Regions from separate parts of the Homo sapiens genome. Here region 2 is linked to region 1. The links are chromatin contacts, found by Hi-C or POLR2A ChIA-PET in ENCODE. All regions are on one chromosome and are shown on one strand. Each heading gives the region's core, a stretch centred on a gene start or an enhancer-like site at or near the end of the contact. The rest is flanking DNA. Distances are from core to core; before and after follow the strand shown. Region 1 holds the start of OR2A4 (olfactory receptor family 2 subfamily A member 4). Region 2 has its middle 130 kb from the start of MOXD1.

The links. A loop is a pair of places that touch in the nucleus more often than their neighbours do. ChIA-PET counts read pairs that join two places held with the same protein, here RNA polymerase II (POLR2A). Pooled maps may share reads with other maps.
Region 2: a loop to region 1 is called in a map of IMR-90, with 2.8 times the contacts of the local background. The contact joins the enhancer-like site here to the promoter of OR2A4 in region 1. A Hi-C loop is called at or near these places in 2 of 168 maps with a recorded cell type or tissue (both IMR-90) and 2 of 50 pooled maps. POLR2A ChIA-PET finds 5 or more read pairs at or near these places in 1 of 52 experiments (OCI-LY7).

Annotation. Positions count from the first base shown.
Region 1 is chr6:131,699,008-131,703,689 of GRCh38, reverse strand. It overlaps OR2A4 (olfactory receptor family 2 subfamily A member 4), which reads left to right and starts at 2,289. Exons shown (of 1, transcript NM_030908.2): 1 at 2,289-4,046. The coding sequence starts at 2,289. The coding sequence ends at 3,221. The region is part of intron 15 of ENPP3 (ectonucleotide pyrophosphatase/phosphodiesterase 3); the gene reads right to left. RefSeq lists enhancers at 2,018-2,603, 2,604-3,189.
Region 2 is chr6:132,268,711-132,273,392 of GRCh38, reverse strand. It overlaps the pseudogene EEF1A1P36. Among named protein-coding and RNA genes, the nearest start is that of MOXD1, 130 kb to the left of the region's middle. Within about 2 kb of position 2,557, at least 3 of the 41 ENCODE cell types and tissues checked have a DNase peak (open chromatin) inside an H3K27ac peak, as active enhancers do; they include OCI-LY7, where a contact is called at or near this core.

The sequences.
Region 1 (4,682 bases), core at 1,040-3,539:
TGTTTGCCTTTTCTATATGAAGATTATCTAGGTTCTTACACAGCAGTCATCTCTAGACACCTGGATTTCCTAACTGCCTTTGTGAGTTCTGCTCAAATATAATTTAAGGTCATTTTCATTGCTTGTTTGCTTTTACCGTCACACTTTAATATCATGCAAAAGTACATTTCTACTCTCTTAATGCTCAAATTTTGCTCACCAATAGTTTTAGATAATAGGATAATATGACTAAAATATATTAATAGATATCAGCATATTATCTATCAGTATATTAATATATTAAAGCAATCAATATGTTAATGGTTATTTTGGCTGGTAGCTTTTTTTAAGTTCAAGAAATATCTGTGTGCAACTGACTCTGGTAAATGTTCAACGTTAACAAAAAAGACCAGCACTTTTTTTCTTTAAAATTTTTTTTTCATATAATTACTATTTTAAAAATTTTTTTAAAGAGATGAGGTCTCTATGCTGCCCAGGCTGGTTTCAAATGCCTGGGTTCCAGCGAACCTCCTTCCTCAGCCTCCCAAAGTGCTTAGATTACAGGCATGAGACACCAAGCATAGCCCAGCACTTAATTTTTAAAAAGGCTTAAAGTGTCACATACAGAAGCTCATTAAGTTAACAAGTGTACAGATGCTTGTTTACTTATTACGCACAATCTTACGAGGCCACACAATCTGAGCAATGATTAGGAGCTCAAAGTTTAGATCCAATCTCAGGACAACATGAAATAAATGACAAGAAATCAATAAATAACTAAATTATTTTATTTTTTCAACATGAGCATAATACTTATCCTTGGAATGGTGGTAGGAAAAATCCAATGCAAATGAAATACTTTTTAGTCGGTTTTGCAGGATTAAATTTATAATTTTATGGACATTTAAATGGAGGATTATTGCTCATCCTTCCTATCTCCAAGACAATATAATTTTACATAAAAAATGAGAATAAAATTTAAGCAAAAATGACAATATCATGCTTATGCTAACATTTTAATTGTGGGATCAAGGAGGCCTGAGTTCAATCAGAGAATTCAGAGACTCTTTCTGCAGCATTCCTCATAAATTCATCGAACTATTGCCAATCACCTGCATAGACAATGCTTAAAACTGTGTATTCTAGAGTGTTTATCAATAGTAAGCCCAAATCCAACAAAAGTTACTGATCCTGTTTTCGTGTTTAGATAATGACACAGTGCAAATCTATTCAGTCATTCACATAAATGCTCATCTAAACATTGTGGGAAAGTAAATAACAAAAAATAATGTTCTGGGCTAAAAAATAAGTCTTTACACTTGGATAAGAAAAGATTTTGTGAGATATATGCTGTGGAGGTGATGATCAGTGCAAGAGTGGAAAGTTTAAGAGGTGAATGACCACTGGTGTATTTGGCTGATGGTATGTCGAACCTTAGTATAGCCCGCCCTTAATTAAACCTTCCACTTTAAGATTAAACTTAATGTGGTTTTAAGACTTTGACATGTGTATCAGTTAGTGTTCATTGTTTCTGAAACATAACAGAGAAAAACTCTGAATAATACGACCAAGGAAAAGAAGAATTTATTTGAAGGATATGAGATAGCTCACTGAATCAAACAAAAACTGTGTACTACATTGACATGTGACATTCATCCCTGAAAGGCCTGAGCCAAATTTTTTTTAAAAAAAGACCAAAAGGATATATTAATATGTGACATGTTTATTTTTAAATTTTAGCCTTTATTAAAAAATTAACGTAATAAAAAAGAAACCTATGTATACGTGTGCACGCGTTTTTTTTTTCTTTTCTTTTTTTTTTTTTTCTGGAGACAGAGTCTGGCTCTGTCACCCAGGCTGGAGTGCAGTGTTGCGATCTCGGCTCACTGCAAGCTCCGCCTCCTGGGATCAAGCAATTCTCCTGCCTCAGCCTCCCGAGTAGCTGGGACTACAGGTACACGCCGCCACGCCGGGCTAATTTTTTGTATTTTTAGTAGAAATGGGGTTTCACCGTGTTGTCAATGCTGGTCTCGAACTCCTGAGCTCAGGCAATCCGCCCGCCTCGGCCTCCCAAAGTGCTGGGATTACAGGCGTGAGCTACCGCACCCGGCCTGCATATATTTTTTAAACATTTATTTTAGCGTTACCAAATTGTCTTGAAGCATTCATTTAAAAACACAAAAACTCACTGCAGCTGTCTGAACACTTTTCTACTTCACCAAAGAGTGCCGAACAAGTTAAAATGAATCTGTTTTTAAACACTTCTCCTAAACCATGAGCATTAACTTGATTTCCTCTGTCATAGGGATATGGGAGACAATATAACATCCATCAGAGAGTTCCTCCTACTGGGATTTCCCGTTGGCCCAAGGATTCAGATGCTCCTCTTTGGGCTCTTCTCCCTGTTCTACGTCTTCACCCTGCTGGGGAACGGGACCATACTGGGGCTCATCTCACTGGACTCCAGACTGCACGCCCCCATGTACTTCTTCCTCTCACACCTGGCGGTCGTCGACATCGCCTACGCCTGCAACACGGTGCCCCGGATGCTGGTGAACCTCCTGCATCCAGCCAAGCCCATCTCCTTTGCGGGCCGCATGATGCAGACCTTTCTGTTTTCCACTTTTGCTGTCACAGAATGTCTCCTCCTGGTGGTGATGTCCTATGATCTGTACGTGGCCATCTGCCACCCCCTCCGATATTTGGCCATCATGACCTGGAGAGTCTGCATCACCCTCGCGGTGACTTCCTGGACCACTGGAGTCCTTTTATCCTTGATTCATCTTGTGTTACTTCTACCTTTACCCTTCTGTAGGCCCCAGAAAATTTATCACTTTTTTTGTGAAATCTTGGCTGTTCTCAAACTTGCCTGTGCAGATACCCACATCAATGAGAACATGGTCTTGGCCGGAGCAATTTCTGGGCTGGTGGGACCCTTGTCCACAATTGTAGTTTCATATATGTGCATCCTCTGTGCTATCCTTCAGATCCAATCAAGGGAAGTTCAGAGGAAAGCCTTCCGCACCTGCTTCTCCCACCTCTGTGTGATTGGACTCGTTTATGGCACAGCCATTATCATGTATGTTGGACCCAGATATGGGAACCCCAAGGAGCAGAAGAAATATCTCCTGCTGTTTCACAGCCTCTTTAATCCCATGCTCAATCCCCTTATCTGTAGTCTTAGGAACTCAGAAGTGAAGAATACTTTGAAGAGAGTGCTGGGAGTAGAAAGGGCTTTATGAAAAGGATTATGGCATTGTGACTGACAGTGACCTAGGAAGTTACATCATTGAGCGGTTCTTAACCCATCTCTGCACTGGTGGGACCTCTGCCCTCAATGGACATGAGAATTATCTGAGACATTTATTTAAAATGGAGCTATCTCCTGCCCTACCTTTAAATGACTGATTTCAGCAGATGTGGGATGAAATTCTAGAAATTGATCTCTTCAAGTTGTGCTGCAGCCACTCCACACCAGGACAATACCCCTTACAATATCCTCATTAGCTTTTGATCCAGTCCCATACCTCCCATAATGTTTTCCTCAAAACACTGGTCCCTTCAGAGGACTTTAAAAATAAGTTCTATAGTCAAATAAGTTTGAGACTTACTTCACATCAGATGCCTCTGTCTAGGGATCACAATTCATATTAGCATAGTGAATGCTGTAAATATTTCTCTAGGAAAGAATAATTCTATACCAGCTTTAAGCCAGTGTTTTCTAAACTTATGTGAGCACATAAAATTTCCTTTGTAATACTTAGTAACAGTTTCCTGGAACAGGAGATCTTGATATTAATTGACTCATTGTGAATACTTCCTACAGCCCCCTTCTAGGGCAGAATGATTTCTTTTTTCCTTGCAAAGTGAGCCTCTAAAGAGATGTAGTTCTGAGCATTATGCCTCGATCAGTCTGTAAAAATCCGGGTTCTGTTTGGATACAGACCGTGAGGGACCCTGTCTCTACTGTTCAATGGTAGATCATCTAAAGAAAATAAATGCAATCCTGTCCTTCATCATGGATCGGCATTCCTGCTATAGAAGCTTCAGGAGATGACCTCATTCAACCTCACAATCTTCTAAATTTGAGATTTTTAAGAAATATGATTCAGTATACATCTTCCTGTGTTTGCCGCTGAATGAAATCAATCTAATTTTTCTAATTCAGGGTTTTCAAGATAAACCCAGATTTCTCAAGAAAGAAAAATCTAGAAAGATTTCAAAATCCACCACCTACACACTTAAAAGTTGTAGCAGCTTCTTATGCCATGGGAAACATGTCATTTTGAGATGATGTTTTTTCTAGGTTTAAGTTTGGTCTTAAACATTTATATTTAATTTCTCATTGTCTTAGTTCAAAGAATTTACTTTTATATTTTAAAATAACTTTTTACACAATAACTCAGTGTCATATCATGTTAGATATAAAACTATGTCCTAAAACTATTTTATCCTTTTTTTTTTTTTTTTTTTTTGAGACAGTCTTGCTCTATAGCCCAGGCTGGAGTGCAGTGGTGCAATCTCGGCTCACCGCAACCTCTGCCTCCTGGGTTGAAACAATTCTCCTGCCTCAGCCTCCTAAGTAGCTGGGACTACAGGCATGTGCCACCACGCATAGCTAATTTTCAGTAGAGACAGGGTTTGTATTTTTAGTAGAGACAGGGTTTCACCGTGTTGGCCAGGCTGGTCTCAAACTCCTGACC
Region 2 (4,682 bases), core at 1,308-3,807, 570 kb before region 1:
CAAGACGCCATCTCAAAAAAAAAAAAAAAAGACTAGGGTGAAAAGTATTAGAGATACTGTTCATTTAGCCTTCTGAACTTCCCAGGCAGACTCAGTGACTTTGCCAGCTCCAGCAGCCACTGCTCTAATGACACTTCAGCAGCTGTCTATCTCATATCATGAACAGCAAAATGACCTGGAGGAGCATAGTCAGAGAAGCTCTCAACACACCTAGGCTTGATAGGAACCATATCAACGATAGTTTTCACCCAATTTCGAGAATTTAAGAACCATCTTCCAGTTTCTTACAAGAACATCAGTCAACCTTTTCCTTCAGCTCAGCAAACTTGCAAGCAATGTGCGCCGTGTGACAATCCAGTACAGGGGCATACACAGCCAGCGTGATTCACCCTGGAGGATGCAGGATAATCACCGGAGCAGTGAAGCCTGCTGCTTCCACAGGTGGGTGGTTTTGCTTTCATCAGTGATGTTGCCACGACGAACAGCTTTGCCAGACACATTCTTGACATTAAAGCCCACATTGTCTCCAGGAGGAGCCCACTCAAAGCTTCATGGTGCATTTTAACGGACATTACTTCAGTTGTGATGTTGACTGGAGCAGAGTGTTTACGCTACTGGTTTGAGAACACCAGTGTCCACTTGGCCCACAGGGATAGTGCCAATATCCCAAATTTTGTAGACATCCTGGAGGGGCAGACGCAAGGGCTTGTCAATTGGATGAGTTGGTGGTAGGAAGGAGTCCAGAGCTTCAAGCAGCATGGTTCCATAGGCATTGCCATCTTTACCCTAAACTTTCTATCCCTTAAACCAAGGCCTGTGATCACATGGCTCCAGCATGTTGCTACCATCCCAACCAGAAATTGGCACAAATGCCTCAGTGTAAGGGCTGTGGCCCATTTTCTTAATGTAAGTGCTGACTTCCTTAGCAATTTCTTCATGTCTCTTCTGCTATAGGGTGGCTCAGTGAAATCCATTTTGTAAACAACAACAATTACTTGTTACACATCTGGCATGCAAGCCAGAAGGGTGTGCTCAGGGGTCTGCCCATTCTCAGAGATACCAACTTCAAATTCACCAATGTCAACAGCGACAATCAAGGCAGCGCATTCTACCTGGGATGTGCCTGTAATAATGTTTTTGATAAAGTCTTGTGATGGTCACATAGCACTTGCTGGTCTCAAATTTCCACAGAGAAGTATCAATTGTGACACCACGTTCACACTCAGCTTTCTGCTTATACAAGGCCCAGGCATACTTGAAGGAGCCCTTTCCCATCTCAGCAGACTTCTTATCACATTTTGCAGAGGGTCTCTTGTCAGTCCCACCACATGTTTAGATCAGTAGGGGTGGACTTGCCCAAATCTACCAGCCCAATGATGACAATATTGATGTGAGTCTTTTCCTTTCCCATTTTGGCTTTTAGGGGTGGATTTCACAACATCTGTGTTCCTGTAGCCAAGGAAAAGCTTAACATTGCTTTGGAAAGCAGCGTCTTTTCTGACCTATTTTACTTGTACTTGAAATTTATCTTTTAGAAAAAAATGACTTACATCTAATATTCTGATATAGTATGATTTTTAAAATAGCTTTATTGAGATATAATTCATATATCATATGATTCACCAATTAAATGTGCAATCTAATACTTTTGGTATGAAAAAATATACATTTTTGAAAGCCAATACATCAGGGTTTTTTTTAACCTTAAAACAACATGTGCTATAAAACAAAACAACTTCCTCTTCCCACCTCCTCTTTTCTATTCCAAGAAGAAACAAAGAAACAAAATATGTTTTCTGCAGGAAGGTGTGTGTGTGTGAGACTGTGCATGCATGTGTGTGTCCTCATTAGAGGAAAAACAGAAACTGTCCATTTCTATCAACTATTCAGAAACAAAAAAGGATAAGCTTCACAAGCAGGAGCTTGGAGAAATAAGGAGCAATATTATTCTAGAAACCATCTTTTCTGTTTGTTTTTCAAGATCTGGAGAGGTCCTGCATTTGCTGCCTGACATCCCACTCCACATGGTCTTCCAGAAGGAGCCACAAAAGGTAGGAAGTTGGAAGCCAGCCTTGAAAAGGGAAAGGAAAGGACCCAGCAAGGAAGGAAAACTAGTGGCCAGTGATCAGCTGTGTTTACCCACACTGAGCTTATAAATACAACCTAGGCAATACCTCGTGATTTGGGTGAATTGCCAGGTGCACTTGGATAAAGAGAAAACTCAGGAACACAGGAATAAGAAAGGCCAATGTTTGCTCTTAATATCTGGCTGTTAAAGCAATTTACGCAAATCACACTGGGCTGAGTAAGAAGAGACCAACCAGCTGAGCAACAGCATAGGAGGGAAATTGTCTCAAGACATGGAAGGAGTTTTCACATCCTGTTAAACTTGAGGCTAGTGTTATTTTTTGCAGTAAAGCTATGGAAAATACTGGAAGGTTTGGGCAGGGAGTCTGAAAACAAAAATCATGCTGCTTGTAATTGTATGTCTGCCTCTTTGCCAGCTGATGTAGACGAGAAACCGCCCAGCTGTAGATCATTTCCTCTTGCTTGAATACCCATTTGCAATGATTGATTTTAAAGGTCACAGGAGTGCTTGCCAGCACATTTTTATATAAGGAGTCCAGCCTTCTGTTTTGACATTAGTCAGATGCATATGTGGCACCTGAGGAACAAGGAGGAGACAAAGGATCAGGTTCCCTTTTGGATCCATCACTGTCAAGATGGAAACTCTTGCATGTCTGAGTGCCTTATTTTGGCCCAGACACCCCCAAACTGATGGGGAAAAAAAAAACACCTCTGTAATATTTTTATACCGTAGTCTCAAAATTTTACCCTTTAAATTTTTTCACTCTTCTAAAACTTTTCCTTTTTCTTCCTTCCCTTTCCTGTATCCTTCCCTAAATATTTTCTACATCCTTACTATGCATGTCACGTCCTATGCAGCTACTGGGTATGTATGTAGGAATACCAAATAGTTTTGCATCAGGATGTTTACAAATCTAGTGAAGTTTTGAAAACAAATAATAGCAACACGATCCACCAAGAGACTCACGTACAAGGTACCATGTGTCCAGATTAACAACCTACAAAACATTAAAAGTCCCCACTAATTACTAATTTAATGAAATTATTTCTGCTATCTATCTATAGCTATCTATTGCTATATCTATCTGATTAATAAGTTATGGAAGCTTTTTCTTTTTAGCTTTTCTTTCTTTATAAAAAGTTCACTTATTCTTAGAAGGCTTCCTTGACTGATTTCAACCAACATTTATTAAATGCTTATTAGGGGCCAGCCAGGCAGAGTACTAGGATTCGAGGGTTACAAAAATGCATAGAAAAGCTCCTAACTAAAAATAGCTTATAGTCTTAACAGGTGAGACAGATTCTCAAAGCAATACTATAATGCAGGTAAGTAAGTTCTGCAAGTTATGTGTGAAGTACTTACTATGAGAGCACTGAGCCAAAAGAGATGGCTTTTCTCTGATGGACTTCCTGAGAGATGAGCGGATCAGATGAAGTCACAAAGAGGGGAAGACATTTGAGCTAATGCTTGAGAATCATTAAGAGTTCACCAGACCATCTGGTGGCACTGTGTTTATTTCAGACTTTTACCAAAGTTTAGGTGCAACCCAGTGGGTTTTTACAGCTACAGAATGCAAACATTTCAAAATTGATTATTGCCCATCCTTGTTCTTGGGTCTCTTCATTGCCCTGGTAAGTCCGGTCACGTTAATCAGTCCCTGCGCCTTTATCGAGGCCTTTCCTAGCTTACCCATCTCCTCCATTTATCTAACCCATGACCTAATGGTGTCTTGCAAGTTACCTTTCCACCATCCACTCACTTCTGAGCCTACGTTTCATCTCCAAAAGACCTGTTAATTTGTTCTTTCTCAAAAAAGAATCACCTGCTCTGGGTCTTATCCTATAGCAGAGGCTTTGTAATTTCAGCCTTTCCTTTTCTCCAACAGCTTCTATGACTGGAAGGGAATGGAATAAAGATTTTTTATTCCACTACTAATTATTCAAATACCTATTCCATCCCTAGGCAGTAGAAGTCACCATGGTCAGCTTTCATTTGTAATAATTTTCATCCCTGTGAATAACACTTGACTCCTGACCTCAAAGAGGTCAGGTATTTCTAGGTACTTTATACTAGCATTGCTTGTTCTTACTTATTTATAACTCGTCACATCCCTACAATAAAACATAAATGCAGTGACTGCATACTGTTAATTGGCCAGATTATCTCATGCCAATTTCTCTTACTATTAGATACCAGTTAGTTATAAATGCTGCTGAGCACCTTAATTTTTTAATGAAAAAGCTTTTAAAATAGTAATTGAGTGTTTTGAGCTACCATTTTCTTTTTTCTTTCTTTGTTTCTTCTTTCTTTTTTCTTTCTTTTTTTTTTTGAAACAGAGTCTCACTCCGTCACCCCAGCTGGAGTGCAGGAGTGCAGTGGTGCAGTCTCAGCTCACTGCAACCTCTGCCTCCCAAGTTCAAGCAATTCTCAAGCCTCAGCCTCCAGAGCACCTGGGATTACAGGTGCATACCACCATGCTTGACTAATTTTTATATTTTTGGTAGAGACAGGGTTTCACCTTGTTGGCCAGGCTGGTCTCGAATTCCTGACCTCAAGTGATCTGCCCACCTCGGCTTCCCAAAGTGCCCGGATT